Regions from separate parts of the Mus musculus genome. Here region 2 is linked to region 1. The links are chromatin loops, found by intact Hi-C in ENCODE. Cell type or tissue: heart. All regions are shown on one strand.

Region 1 (8,000 bases):
AGACATGGTATCATAGTGCACCGATTACAGCCAAGAAGCAACATAGAAACTACTGTGAAGTCTGCTTGGAATTGGAGTCTACAGTACACAAGCTGATAGTCAAAGTGTATCATGAAGACAAGGGCCTTATTTAATACCAAAAGAGGTATCACCCCAAATAAGAGATCTATCTTAACATAGAAATATGAAAAAGAAGGTAACAGGGTCTCTCTAAAGGCCCACAGCTTTCTACAAATGGATCCCAAGGATACTGAAGTGAACAGAATCCTGCAGAAAGGCTAGAAAAGCGTCATGCTAACAGCTGTCAGTGTGTTCAAGCAAATGAATGGCTGACTGGATTAAGGAAGACAGTGCAAGGCATACAGGAGACATTCCGGAAGAGACAAAGACTCTGAAGAAAATAAGCAAGAAAATATATAGTTCTGTGTTTTTGTTTGTTTGTTTTAATCAGGGTCTCACTATGTACTCACAGAGATCCCCCAGTCTCTGCCTCCCTCCTGAGTGCTGGGATTAAAGACATGTGTCACCACCCTCAGCTGCCATCCCAGCATTTGGGAGGTGGAGGCAGGGGGATCAGAAGTTAAGGGCCAGCGTTCACTTTGAAGCAAGTTTCTGGCTGACCTGGGCTACAGGAAACACTGCCTCGACTAATGAAGAAATCTTGGAACTTCAAATCTCAATGAATCAAATAAAAGCTGGAGGCCTCACCAAGAGACGAAGGACAGAGTATGAGAGAGAACCTCAGGGACCACAGACTAAGTTGAAGGATTCACACCTTCACACACACAAATGAAGGATAGGGAAAGAGTGAAAAGAACATACAAGGACCTATGGGACGCCACTAAAGACTGAACTTACCATCACAGTCAGAAGAACTACTGACTAAAGCCATAGGAAACGTAATCAGCAAATTCTCCAAATCGTCTGGCTTTATGTCCAAACCAGGAGACATAAAGCCAGGTAGAGGAAGCGTTTATTATCCCAGTGGACACAACTAGAAAAGAACCCGTAGACATACTATAATTAATTAATAGCTGTGCCTGCTCAAGTGAGTACGCTAGAGAGGTGAAGGTAATGGTACAGCAGATGGCAGTAAACCCCACAGGATCATTGGGGAAGAGGTTGAAAAGCAAATGCCAGTGCCTTAGAAAACGACAGCTCTCTCTCTCTCTCTCTCTCCCTGTCTCTCTCTCTCTCTGTGTCTTTCTCTGTGACTCTGTCTCTCTGTCTCCCCCCCACCCCCCGCCCCACACATACATACCTATTACCCATGGAATGGAAACATGATGATGTAAAGAAACTTAAACAAGGTGACAATAATCAAAGAGAGCACAGCATTATGGAAAAGTCTCCAACAGAAGCCCCGACAGGAAAGATCCACGCCCAAATCTTGTCAGACCTTTAAAGAAAAGCTAGTATCAGTGCTCCTCAAACTATCCTGCAAAACAGACACTGAAAGAATGTTTCCAAACTCCAATCTACAAAGCTGCTATTACACTGTTAAAAACCTGATATAATAACATCCTCAACAAAACTATGTAACAATACCCTTCATAAATACAGTGGCAAAATTCATCAATTAAGATACTTGGAAACAGCCGGACTTGAAAACAGCCTGGCATGGTGGTGCACGCCTTTAATCCCAGCGCTCGGGAGGCAGAGGCAGGCGGATTTCTGAGTTCTAGGCCAGCCTGGTCTACAAAGTGAGCTCCAGGACAGCCAGAGCTATAAAGAGAAATCCTGTCTCGGAAAAAAAAAAAAAAAAAGAAAGAAAAAGAAAAAAAGAAAAAAAAGATACTTGGAAACAAAGAAACAAACAAAAAGAGATGTTTGGGACTATGCTAGGCAGTGGTGTTGGATATCTATCATTCTCTTAATCTCAGCCCTCCAGGGGCAGAGACAGGTAGAGCTCTGCTCTACAGAGTTCCAGGAAAGCCAGGGCTACACAGAGAAACCCTGTTTGAAGAGAGATAGAGGAAAAAAAAGATGCTTGGAAACATATTAATAACTCAGACATGATAATCAAGTTGGTTTTAGCCCATGGATGGTTCATCATGACAATAAGCATAATATAAAACACATTAAAAATCAGGGATAAAAGTTACTTGAAATCATATTATCTCAGTGGATGTTCAAAAAACCTTGATATTTATTGCTTAACATTCCTTCATTATAAAAGCCCTGAAAACCTCAGTAAGGAGGCTCTTGTCTCTTGTCTTACTTAGGTTTCTATTGCTGTGATAAATACGGTAACCAAAAACAACTTGAGAAGGAAAGGGTTTATTTCGTCTTACAGGGTGTTATTATCCAGAGAAGTCAGGACAGAAACTCAAAGCAAGACCCTGGTCACAAGACAAGGGAGTAGGCTCAGACAAGAATTTGGCCTTGGGCTAGGACAAGGCTCAAGATGAATACAGCTGGGGAATGTACAGTATTCCTCGTAATGCCTCAGCCTCATAAACCCCTAGACACAGTGACCACGTGGCTCTGTTTATTGCCTTGTTTATTCCTTGACTAGACTACTTTGCCTTTGATCTAGAACTAACCCTACTCTTTGCATATACCTAGAGTGGTATAATCAGACTGGGGGGCGGGGAAGCCCTGGTTAGGCCCTGGCTGGGGTCATGTTATAATGTTGTCTAATAGTCTTTTTTTTTTTTAATCCTTACTCCCTCCCTCAAGACCCTGTTGACTGACTGGGCTGGCTTGGTCAGGTATTTCAAATTTTAGGCAAAGCAAATTCGGCATGAGAACACAATAAGGATACGGACAGGAAAGGGAGGACAAGTCACCCCTGTTGCAGAAGGCATGACTCTATACTTAGCAGACCCTAAGGACTCCACCAGAGGACTGTAGAGTTGATAACTCTGGTGAAGCAGCAGTATTCAGAAATCAACATCTTTCACACACCAGTAATGAGTTTATGGAGAACTAGATCAAGAAAACAACCCCATTCACAATACCAGGAAAAAGCCAGACATGCAGGGGTAGCTCAGTGGTAAAGCAGTTGTCCACTGTGTACAAAGCCCTGGGTTCCATCCCTAATGAAACCAAAAGAAAACACTTAGGAGTCAACTCAACAAAAAGCCTTTGGTAGTACCTCCCTCACACCTTCAATCCCAGCACTGGGGATGCAGAGGCAGGTGGATCTCTGTGAGTTTGAGGCCAGCCTGATCTACAAACAGAGTTCCTGGCCAGCCAGGGCAACAGAGGGGAAACCTGTCTCAGATAACAACAAGAATAACAACAGCAACTTAACCAAAGAGGTGAAACTTAGCATTGAAGAATTAAAGAGCAAAATTAAAGATGACATTAGAAGATGGAAACACCTACTTTGTTCATGGATCAGATGGAATGGCTATACTTATAGGGAAAAAAATCCTAAAATTTTTATGGACTCCAAATTGTCAAAATAACAGAAAGAAGAAATACCTGACTTCATACACACTACAGAACCACACTAACAAAACTCGCCTGGTTTATGCAGAAAGCAAACATATGTATGAATGGAACAGAACATCCCTAAGAGAAGACATATACCAACAGGCCCAGCTCTCTGATTCTTGTTAAAAGTGTCCATGCCCAAAACAGATGTTGTATAAAACTTCAACAAATGGGGTTGGGGAAATAGGGTGTTCACTTGGACAAGGGATCTAGATAATCTGTCTGTCTCTCTCCTAAGTCAACTCAAAATGGATGAAATGCTTCCTGTGGTTTGTATATCAAATGCTCCCACCTCAGCAACTCCCTACACACACACACACACACACACACACACACACACACACACACACACACACAATGAGTTCCTGTGGTTTGTATATCAAATGCTCCCACCTCAGCAACTCCCTACACACACACACACACACACACACACACACACACACACACACACACACACAAAATGAGTTAGGCTCATGTGTTTCCACTCTGCCTCCAGCTGGTGGCGCTGTTATGACTCTTGGAGGAGGTGCAGCCTTGCTGGACAAAGTGGCTCCCAAGGAGCCAACTTTGAGGTCTTATAGCCCAGCCCCATTTCCTGTTCTCGGCTTCCTGACTGCTGATGAATGTAACTAGCTGCCTCACGATCCCTCACGATCCTTCCTGCGGGCTCCTTTCCCTGCCATGGCATGGCCCCTCTTAAACTGTAAGTCATAGAACCCTTGCTACTGTAAATCACTTCTGGTCAGGTATTTAGGCACAGCAATGAGAAAATAGCAAATTAAATACCCTTTAAAACAGTGTTGCATGCATGCATGCATGTGCATGTGAAGACCTGAGGTTGATGTTGAGAATTTTGCTGTTTCTCCTTACCCTATTCGCTGAGGCAGGACTGCTCAGTCAACCCTAGAGCTCTGTGATACGTCTTGTCTCACTAGGCAGCTTGCTCATTTCCCATTTCGTCAGGATTGACATGCTAGATTACTGCATTAGAAGTTCTAACCGACTCATCACACCGACTGCTGTTAAACACAGGGACAGCAGATGCCCAGGGCATACAGTTCATGGTTTTATTTGTCTTAAACTCTTAGTGTCAGCTGTGCTTATTACAATTCCATAATTCTATTAAATCGCATAACAGTGGCATTTAAAAAAAATCTTAAATTTTGAAAGTATTAGAACAAAATGGGAAACTCACTAAGCTGTAGGTCCAAGCAGCAATTTCATAAACAGAACTCCAATAGCTCAGGAAATAAAAGGAAGAATTTATAAATGGAACAAAATAAAAAAGTTCCTCCTATATACATACAGGAATAAGTGAATAAATGAATCTTTTTATCAATTTTTTTTGTTTTGTTTTTTGTTTTTTGTTTTTCGAGACAGGGTTTGTGTAGCCCTGGCTGTCCTGGAACTCATTCTGTAGACCAGGCTGGCCTCAAACTCAGAAATCCGCCTGCCTCTGCCTCCCAAGTGCTGGGATTAAAGGCGTGCGCCTCCACGCCTGGCTCAGATGAAAGGTTTTCAACATTTCAGCAACACATACACCGTGTCTTGGAAATGACTGATACAACTTGTGCTAAATAGGATTCAACTTATAGTTTACTGATTTTTGAATATACCACGTGTGTGTAGGTGTCCCTGGAAGCTGGAAGAGCCTGTCAGATCCCCTGGAGCTGGTTTTAGGCAGTTGTGAGCTGCCTGACATGGGTGCAGAGAACTTTAATGCAGGTTCCCGGCGAGAGCAGCCACAGTTGAAACTGCTGAGCCATATCTCTAGCCTCTAGCTTATTACTTAGAACAAACAAACAAACAACAAATAAACACGGGCATTAAACGTCATGGATTGCTTTTTTCTGAAACCATTGGAGCCTTCTCTTATGCTGTTAATGTGATGGTTGGTACTGATTTTCAACTGTCAAGTCATGCTTACATTCCTGGGGTACACTCATCTTTCATTGTGTTTTATTCAATTTTATAGTCATTTACTTTTCCATTTATATCTAAACAATATAGTAAAACAGACTTTGGTGGTATAGCCAGGGCTAGGCTAGAAACTCACTGGTCAGTCTAGGCTGACCTCAAGTCAGAGCTCCTTCTTATTGAACTCCTAGGTGCTGGATTTCAGACAGGAGCTCCTATTCCTTGGTCAAAATTCATTCATTCTGTTAGATTTTTTTCAATGAATAAGTTCTATTAACTTGGTGTTTATTGACTATTGGTTCTGTGTATTAGTAATATCTGGGTTACATATATTTTTCCCCCTGATGTCATTACTTATTTTTAGTCTCATTCCTAATCCATTCATTTAAAGTTGTTTTTCTTCCTTTTCTTTCTTTCTTTTTTTTTTCTGAGACAGGGTTTCTCTTTATAGTCCTGGATGTCCTGGAACTCACTCTGAAGACCAGGCTGGCCTTGAACTCAGATATCTACCTGCCTCTGCCTTCCAAGTGCTGGGATTAAAGGCGTGCGCCACCACTGTCCGGCTAAAGTTACTTTTCTTATAGTCTTTAACAGTATTTCATAAGAATGGACATGTACGTTAAATTATCTTTTAAAAATATTTTCTAGTTCTATTATTTTTTTCTTAGCCTCTTGGGTTATTTAAAGGTGTGTTTATTTTGTTTTGTTTTTCAGACATCATGCAGCTCTGACTGGCCTGGAACTCTGTCTGTAGACCAGACGGGTCTCAAATTCACAGCCACACACCTGCCTTTGCCTCCTCAATGCTGGTCTCTTTCACAACGATTATTTTTTCATAGTTTTTGCTGCTGGAATCCAACACACCACCTTGAGCATGCTAGGTAAGCTTCCTACCGCCATCTAATTACCAGCTCTACTACTATTCACTTATTTATAAAACATTCTTTTCTGTGTATGAATGTTTTGCCTGCATATGTTTGTGTATCATTTGTATGCAGTGCCCTCTGAGGCCAGGAGGAGGTGTGGGATCCTATTACAGACAGTTGTGAGCTGTCATGCAGATGCTGAGAATTGAACCTGCTTCTTGGAACGGCAGCCAGTGCTTTGAACTGCGGTGTCCTCTCTCCAGTGCTTTGAACTGTGGTGCCCTCTCTCTAGTGCTTTGAACTGCGGTGCCCTCTCTCCAGTGCTTTGAACTGCCGTGTCCTCTCTCCAGTGCTTTGAACTGCGGTGCCCTCTCTCCAGTGCTTTGAACTGCGGTGCCCTCTCTCCAGTGCTTTGAACTGTGGTGCCCTCTCTCCAGTGCTTTGAACTGCGGTGCCCTCTCTCTAGTGCTTTGAACTGCTGTGTCCTCTCTCCAGTGCTTTGAACTGCGGCGTCCTCTCTCCAGTGCTTTGAACTGCCGTGTCCTCTCTCCAGTGCTTTGAACTGCGGCGTCCTCTCTCCAGTGCTTTGAACTGCTGTGTCCTCTCTCTAGTGCTTTGAACTGCTGTGCCCTCTCTCCAGTGCTTTGAACTGCGGCGTCCTCTCTCCAGTGCTTTGAACTGCCGTGTCCTCTCTCCAGTGCTTTGAACTTCGGTGCCCTCTCTCCAGTGCTTTGAACTGCGGTGCCCTCTCTCCAGTGCTTTGAACTGTGGTGCCCTCTCTTGAGTGCTTTGAACTGCGGTGTCCTCTCTCCAGTGCTTTGAACTGCTGTGTCCTCTCTCCAGTGCTTTGAACTGCTGTGTCCTCTCTCCAGTGCTTTGAACTGCTGTGTCCTCTCTCTAGTGCTTTGAACTGCGGTGCCCTCTCTCCAGTGCTTTGAACTGTGGTGCCCTCTCTCGAGTGCTTTGAACTGCCGTGTCCTCTCTCCAGTGCTTTGAACTGTGGTGCCCTCTCTCCAGTGCTTTAAACTGCGGCGTCCTCTCTCCAGTGCTTTGAACTGCTGTGTCCTCTCTCTAGTGCTTTGAACTGCTGTGCCCTCTCTCCAGTGCTTTGAACTGCGGTGCCCTCTCTCCAGTGCTTTGAACTGCCGTGTCCTCTCTCCAGACTCCCTATTTTCTTTTAAAGTTTGATTGTTGACATTATTTTCTATTCCAGGCCCACTGTAATTAGAAATAATGTGTGTGGGGTTCAGGAGATGCTCAGAGGTAAAGAGCACAGTTGTTCTTGCAGAGGACCTGGATCCAGGCCCCAGCACCCACATCTGGTAGCTCAGAACCCACTATTACTCCAGTTCTTGGGGTTCTGACATCTATGGGCCTTGGTAGATACCTGTACAAACAGACAAACATACAGTTAGAAATATGTTTTAAAAATCTATACCTGTCTTTAAAGGGTGGACTTCCTTGAGCTGTTGGTCACAAGAATACAGGCAACTGCCACTGATGTTGGTTGCCCACCGGAGCTGGAAGGTGGCTGATGATTTCATACGCCTTGTTCGCCAGACATACAGAAACTCAAGTGGAACTGAGCTGGAGGCTTCATCTCTGCTGGCTCACGTTTCCAGTGGGAGCTATGCAGGCTGCAGCGGGAGAACTGTCAGCCACAGTCTCACTCAGCAGTGAATTCTGGGTGCAAACACTACAGACCAGCCAGAGATGTGCCTACTTGTACAGCAGGGGCAAGTCTATTATGGGGGACAACCCACTGTTTTCTGA
Region 2 (8,000 bases), 820 kb after region 1:
TGTGGGGACAGCATGTCTCTGTGCCTCAGTGGAGGGATGGTGGTCTTGCGCGCGCCCTGACTCGCCAGCAAGAACGACACTGCAACAGGACCCATCTGCACACGTTTATTGGGAGAGCTTGATTGCAGAGGCGAAGAGACCCCAAGCCCAGAACTGATGCTGCTTATATAGGCCTAGGAGAGGCGTGTCTCACACCCAGATTGGTTATGCATGGGTTATGCTTACCACCTCATTTGCATGCCTACATCTGATTGGTTAACTTCTCTCTCATCTGATTGGTTAACTTGTCTCTCATCTGATTGGTTAATTCTCAAAATCTCATCTTGGCAAAAAACTTTACTGCCTATGTATGCGTGGTGGCCAACGGTAGCCAGCGCCACCCTGCAACGGCACATGTGGCTTCCCACATGGTGGTCCATAGGTACTTAGCCATGATGACCTTGTCTAGCATAAACTCTTGCCTGGGGCCGTTCCTTCCTCAAACTTCAGCCCCAAAGGCCCCTCTTCTGAACCTCCCTAACTCCGCCCCCCGGCCCCAGGCAAACTTCCGGGTTCATTCTGTAAGCTACCTTCCGGTTCATCAAGTGAGCTATGTCGCCTCCCATGTGCCTCACTGGAGCCTTGTGAGTAGTGTGGGGAAGGACAGTTTCTTTTACACAGCAATGGGAACAGAGGGTGACTTCCCACAGGTGGTGAACCACCTCACAACTCTGGAAAGATCACTCTACTCGCTATGTAATGAAGATTAGAAGCTGGATGCCGGTGGGAGCCTCAGACCAGATTGGTGGCTGTGGGCATGATATGAAGTCACATTGGGGGCCCCAAGACATTGGTGCAATGGGAACTAAGCCCCAGAAATAGATGTTATCACTTGACCTTGACGGTGAAGAACAAGGTCATGAGAGGAGCAGGAAAGGGCAGGGAGGGACTTGCAGCATGATTCTCTGATACTAAGGGAGGAGCCGCCATGCTCGCTGAAGCCCGACTTCTACAAGAGCTGATTCTCGATTGATTTCCCAGTAGACATTTCAGGGTGGTAAGGACATAAAATAGATTCAATAAAGAAAGTATAAAATGTAATGTGAAACCCGACAGCGTCCTCCTCCAATGCCGACTCTAACTGTAAGTTCATTATGAGGAAGCAGGCTGTGGGTCTGGCTGCTTTTGCTGTCCGATGCTTTTATTTACAAGGTTTTCATAATAATGTTTATAAATTGTTTAAATCCCTCTAAGGAACAAGAAAGAAAGAAAAACTTTCCAAGCAGGCCTTAAAGAAATGGAAGCTGAAAGAAATTTGGTGGTGTGTTTGTTACTGTTTTCTAAGCATAAACTTGGCACTTGAAACTGTGTAAACAAAATAAATAATTTAAGTCCCTGCCTATTTTGTCTGTTTAATACTTAAAATGACTAACCAGGGGCAGTCCCTTCCCTGTCCCATGGGCGTGGGGAGCTTCCGTGACAGAATGCAGTTGAACGGAATACCCCCAGTGACTCCCTTCCTTTCTTCACAGGGTACCCAAAGCAGAGGACCTCAGCTCCTCGAAATGAGTTCCCACCCAAGCCTGACCTGCAGGCCCGGGAGGCGGAGCGGCAGCTGGCCCAGCGACTGCGGGACAGGTGTGAGTGGCAGGCCAGGCAGCTGGGTCTGGCTCGAAGGGAGCTGAAGAAAGCCATCCAAGGCTTCGACGCCCTGGCTGTCTCTACTAAGCATTTCTTTGGAAAGGTGAGGCTGTGTCTGTGAATGTTTACGGGTGCTTGAACTAACGATGGGCGTTGGGAAGTGTGTGTGGTATTAGGGTTTGGGGCTAGAGTGGAGGCGTGTTGGTCCTGTGGAATCTCCTGCAGCATTCTAGAATATTCCAGGAGCCCAGACCTCGCCGGGAAAAAAAAAAAAAACTAGTCTAAAAAGAAGAATAAGTCACCTTGATTACCAAAGAGAAAGGTGGGCCGCAAAAGGAAGAAGAAATACAGAGGACTTGAAGAGCAGACATTGCTGCTGAGGGGAAATTTACCCAGGCAGGCCTGAGGGGCATCCTCCTCTGAGCCCTTCAGCATGGGCTCTAGAGGGCGCTCTCCGGATCACTGCTTCTCTAGAAATGCAGAATGCTGGTTCCTTGTCACTGGAGGGCTGGCGTCTGCTGGATGCGAAGGTTGTGTCCGAGGGTGAGAGGGAGGGTTTACTTTGGAGATTTGAAAATGATGCCATCCTTGGGGGTGGGGGGTGTGGAAGACAGGGAACGGGGTGGGTGATTGGGCAGGCAGGCGAGTGAAATGTCTTATGCTGACTGGCTCTCTCAGGAACTACTCTATGGGAATGGAGGCAGACATGAATTCTTTTTCCGAGGCCCCCCTTCCGCAGTACCTGGGCTATCACATTTCAGTGGGAGGTTTTGGAGGATCAGCCACACTCAAACCCTAGCAACCCAACCGGTGAGCGCTCTGAGCTCCCGTTTGTTGTTTGTTGGCCTCGTGGTGCCTAGAAACAGGAAGATGTAAAAGTACCGTATCAGTGCCTCCCCAGGAAGAAGGGGAAGTGCCTACCTCTCTAGCTAATTTCAGGTCAGTAAAACAGGACATTAAGTTCCACGGTGTACAGCATTTCTTCCTTGGTCACCTGAGCTGCACTGTACGGGGGTTCTGTGCCCTTCTGTCCTCTCCCTGCCCTCGTGTGCAGAAACCCAACCTGCTCGTTGTTCTCTCAGTCTTTTTGTTTGTTTGTTTGCTGAAAGCTGTTAGCACAGTCACCTGCCGATCTGTTGTTTTGGGGGGGTGGCCAGCTACATGGATAGCTGCTCAAATTCATTTGTACCAAGATTCCAGCCTCTTCCGAAACTAAGAACTGTCACACCAGCAACGAATGATCAATTTAGATTCCCCATGTTTTGGACTGGTGGTATTGGTGTCAACAAAGAGTTAACAAGTATCTACAGTCTATTCCTATACGAAAGATAAAAGTTACAAATGCATCTTTGAGATTTCGTGTCTCAAAACCATGACACTTCTAGGATGCTTGTCCTACAGAAGGAGTGGATAGTTTCCCTTTGGTTGTATACAGACTTTTCATGGACTGTCAAATCTTCAATAGAAAAGGAAATAAGGTGTGTGCTGAACCTTGAGCTACAGTTACACTGTGACACTACCTGCCTAGGCTCCTCTTTGCTGAGCTGGGTAGTTATAGTTACACTGTGACACTACCTGCCTATGGCCCACGTGGCCTCCTCAGTGTGGCACCAAAGCCTTGATGATTGTTTCCTAGGATCACATCCCAGGGCACTGGTGGATTCTTTGAAAAGTTAAACCTTATGATACCATAGCAGGTAAGAAGCCGATGTGCCAGAATTAAGGCTCCACCCGCATAGTTTTGCAGTTCTCTGCCTCAGAAAAACTCTTTGCTGACCACAAGTTGCTTTCTTCCATGGCACGCACAAGGCTGTTCAGTTAGAAGCCCAGTAGGGCTATCCCCATATAGCCCATAGCCTGCTGAGCAGCAAAGGTGTGTGTGTGTGTGTGTGTGTGTGTGCCGTTATCCCTGATGTGTGTGGCCTTCCTGCTGCATGCCTCTGGGCACCTCTCCACTTCTGATAGGACAGATGCTGCTTCTTTGTAAGGTCATCGTGCGGATGTAGTGAATTGATGGGTAAAGGCACGTCACGGGAATACTTAGGAATGGTCTTCTGTGAGAGCAAGGAAAACCACTTTATGGGTCCTGCTCTCAGTAGGGATTAGACATGTATGACGTGCGGGCAGTGGACACTAATCCTGGCCACTTAGCTCTCATTACACAGGTCATATGTCCCTGGTTTGATGTTTGAAATATGAAATGTTCCAACACCTGAAACCTTTTGAGGACTGACAGGGCACAAGTGTGAAATCCCACACTGGAGCTTCTAAGACTGGCTGCACCTTTAAAACATTGTATAAACTTACCTCTATCTTATGCTTAGAGAGTGAAGAATCTCAAATGCATCTCATGTTCAGACTTGGATCCCATCCCGAAGAAAACTCATGTACACTATAAAAACATTCCCAGTTCTAAAGCAAAAAAGGAAATATTTCCATCCCCTATCGTTATGAAAAAGGGATACTGTCTCTTTATATACAACGGTGGTTTGGCTGGTCTAGTGAGTTCAGTTGCTGTAGTCAATTTTTCCTGAGTGTTGAATGTATCTTGAAGGGCATACTGGAAATTCAGCTCATCACTGGGAACATCGGAGCTCAGATAGACTCCCTGTCCTGGTAGAATAATGGTGAAAATTGTCAGCTCTGACAGCCTCAGCCCAGAGCCCAGGGATTCTGAAACGCCACGCTTAGGTGCCAACATAGCCTCACACCTGCCTGACCTAACAGCTCTGTCCTTGCAGCCAGTCATGTTCCTCAACAGGCAAAGCAGGCCTTCCAACAAAGGGGAGAAAAAAAGCAAAAAAAAAAAAAAAAAACCCAAAAGGCCATGGTTGCAAACCTCCAGGGATGTGGTGATGAGTGTGACCCTCCTGGGCTCACTTCCCAGGGTCTCACTGACAAGCTGGAATCCTTTGCTTGTTGTTCATCCAAATGCTACCCTGTATCACCCTCTGGTGGTAAGTTCATGAAATAGCATAGACAGTGGTCCTTGACAACACAGAATGCTTCACATTCTTAAACATGTGGCCTTGTTTATTTCCATTTTATTTGTTTGTTTGGTTGGTTGGTTGGTTTGGTTTTTCTGTATAGCCCTGTATGTCCTGGAACTCACTCTGTAGACCAGGCTGGCCTCGAACTCAGAAATCCGCCTGCCTCTTCTTCCCAAGTGCTGGGATTAAAGGCGTGCGCCACCACACCTGGCTTCCATTTTATTTTTAATACAATGCATTATATTGACTCAATATCTTAGTATTTGTTTTTCTTTTATAGTTAGCTCCAAATGTGGTGGTAGACTGTGAGTTTTGCTTGTTAGTTCTTATAGATTAGGCAGAAAAGGCGTGGGACTTGATGCCAGTGAAGTGTCTCTGTGGGTCTTCCATGTTTGTTATTACTGAATACCTGAGGCAATTCTGAGATGTATACCAGAGAAGAAAACGTTCATGTCACAAGCCAGGGAGCAAAAGGAGAAAGAAAAGGGTTTTTGAGGCCCCACGGTCTGCCTCAGGGGAACCACAATACCTCTAGGCCTTTGCCATCACAAAGGATCCTCCACCTCCCCACAGTGCCCCATAGTTCCCCAGTCTGCAGCAAAGCTCAACTGTTAGCTCCACCCCACTGTTACCTGGCAACAGCCAGGCAGGCCTGACTCACTATAAAAGGGGCTGCTTGCCCCCTCCTCCCTCTCTTGCTCCCCCTCTCTTCCCATTCCTTTCCCTCTCTCTCCATGTGCTCATGGCTATGGCCTGCCTCTACTTCCCTACTCTCTCTCCCTCTCTCTGCCTTTCTCTACCTCTACTTCCCTCTTAGCTCCCCTCCCTATGACCTGAATAAACTCTATTCTATACTATACCGCCATGTGGCTGGTTCCTCAGGGGGAAGGGATGCCTCAGCATGGGACACCTCCTTCCCCCACACCTCACCACAGTCCCATAGAACATATCCCCTACCTCTTTATCTTTCTATATACACATCACCAACCATAACTCATTTTCCTCTAAGCTAGTTCCAAAGAATATAATAATGTCATTGCATTTACTGTCTTTTATTATGGAAACAGACTCTTGTTTTTCTCTCTTTAAGATTTTTTCTCTCGTGCATTCTGTATCAACTGCAGTGAAAACGAACTCTAAATACAAAAGAGAGGAAGAAACAAAAACTTAAATCCCCATAGTTATATTTAAAATTTATTAGTATTCTACTCTACTAGTTTTGTGTATTTTTTAAAGATTTATTTATTTGTGTATGAGTGCTCTATCTGCATGTACGCTCCACTGCCAGAAGAGGGCATCAGATCCCATTACAGATGGTTGTGAGCCACCATGTGGGTGCAGGGAACTGAACTCAGGACCTCTAGAAGAGCAGTTAGTGCTCTTAACCACTGAGCTATCTCTCCAGCCCAGATTTGTATGTTGTTTTTAATATATTTCACCTGAAACAGCGGAGGCTCTTGGGCTACTGCCTCTGCCATGTGAAAGGGTCCATGGGCGACTTGGAAATTTTGAAAGTAGGCAGGGCTCACAGATAACAGCTGAGCCCCTGTTGACTGACTGACGGTCAATGCCTGAGAGTCTGGAGATATTGTTCCAACCCTCACCGAATTCTTCCAGCTGTTATAGCTATCATCCTTGTGTGACATTTGGGGAAACTGAGGGAAATGCAGGTCTCTAAGGACAACATAATGAGAACAAAGTGGAGCCAACAGTCTTTGCACCGTATATTAATGTCCCTTCCCCTACCAGCCCTCCCCGTGCTTCCCTGTACGTGAGACAGGGGGCAGAGAAAACATAATCACAAACAGTGAGGTAGTAATTAAAAGCTGGATAGTTACACCTGATGCTCGCCGGAAATGCCCTAAGGCCATTTTGTCCCGTTGCCCTTAAAACAGACCAAGTGAGATACAGTGTTCTGAGGAGTCGTTGGGAATGGGGCGGGGGTGTGCAGGGGTCGGAGAGCCACAAGATCTGGGATGAGTGTAGAGGGAAGCCGAGCAGACTTGTCTGCCTCCCAGGTAGAGGGATCCTCTCCCTTTTTCCAAGCTCTTGGTGAATCATTGCTAACTTCAGAATACAGTTCTCACCTTGGGCGCTGTTTGAAAGCACAACACCCCTCGGTGAGGACGGCTGGCTCCTCTTGGAGGAACCTCCCTTGTGTCTTCATTAAGGCCTCACAGCACCTGCTCCTCTCTCCAGTCTTCAGTCGAGCAAAGGGGAGAAGATGGAGGAATCTTTCCCCAAGCAAGTGTTTGCTAGCTCTCGCTGTTCCGGGCAGTGGGATTTTAAATTAGGGCTTCATCAGATGAGCCCACTCTGAAGGCAAGAGAGAAGGTGTATTCCACCAGCGGAAGGACATCCCGTTCCAGGGGCTCCTCCCTCCCTCTCCCCCGCCACAACCCCATGTGTGTTCCCCATGGAAGCAGAAGCAGCCAGATGCTTGTGGGTCCCTGGATCTGGCACCACAATGCTTTGCACCTTCCACCTTGTTAACAGCCATTATCTTCTCATTCTTTAATTTGCCCCAAGTAGCCAAACCCTGAAAGATTCGGAATGTGAGTACTTCTAGTTTGGTTGGCCTGTCTGACATCCATGCTGACAATGGCAGAGAGCATTGTGGGAGCTTTTAGTGAAGTGGTCCACGCGGGCAAACTGATGACTGCCTGGTGCAGCAATACAGGAGGCCTGTGTCCTACCTGTGTCATAGAAGTGGAAAGAGTTACTAAGTTTCCCTGGCTCCTTAAAAGCTGGCAGCAGAACTAAGCTGTCCATTCAGAACTAAGCCTGAGAGACGCAGCAACGGCACCACCTAGTGGGCACTGTCTGCAACTGAACGTCTGTGCTCTGAAAAGTCTCATCAGTGTTACCTTTTCGTCAGAGGAATTATAGAGAGCAAGAGAGTGTTTTCTCTATAGTCACTGACCGTGGGACACAGACCTGCTTATTCCACAAACTTAATTGTAACTAAGTTTCAAATAGGAAACACACAGATCTTTTCTTCTTTCTTCTTGATCCTGATAATCAAATCACTAAGACAGCAAGATATATGGGCATCACATGCCGTTCACCTAGGGGTCACTTTGTGAAAGCAGTTATATATTGCACAAACCTGCAATCAGATGACCCACACCTGTAAATCCAGTATCCGGAGAGAAAAAAGGCAAGAGATGGAAGACAGGCCAAAGAGGTTAATTCAGCTATATCAATAACCACTTTAAATGAGAATAGCTTGAACCCCAAAAGACACGGGTAGTCAGAAGTTATTTAATGAATCCAACTATATGGTAACTGCAAGAACCTCAATTTAAACATAAAAATCAGTAAATGGGTGAGAAAGATATACTATGCTAGCACTATTAAAGAAGAGGCAGAATAAATATATAATTTAAT

The links. Peaks named below come from ENCODE experiments on the same cell type or tissue, not always from the same donor. Only the 100,000 strongest peaks of a DNase experiment are listed, where the experiment ranks them.
Region 2: a loop joins it to region 1, with 5 times the contacts of the local background. A loop is called at or near these places in 5 of 42 quality-filtered maps.

What each region holds. Positions count from the first base shown.
Region 1 is chr5:147,414,555-147,422,554 of GRCm38, forward strand. It overlaps D5Ertd605e (DNA segment, Chr 5, ERATO Doi 605, expressed), which reads left to right and starts at 4,066. Exons shown (of 3, transcript NR_033625.2): 1 at 4,066-4,147; 2 at 6,076-6,242; 3 at 7,678-8,000. In heart, CTCF peaks have their summits at 1,066 (motif pointing right) and 3,969 (motif pointing right); a DNase peak (open chromatin) is centred at 4,027; H3K4me3 peaks cover 182 bases.
Region 2 is chr5:148,234,755-148,242,754 of GRCm38, forward strand. Mtus2 (microtubule associated tumor suppressor candidate 2) reads left to right here. Exons shown (of 15, transcript NM_001359503.1): 7 at 1,512-1,723. Among named protein-coding and RNA genes, the nearest start is that of Gm46928, 89 kb to the left of the region's middle. In heart, CTCF peaks have their summits at 2,055 (motif pointing right) and 4,558 (motif pointing left); no DNase peak of the experiment used is centred here; H3K27me3 peaks cover 522 bases.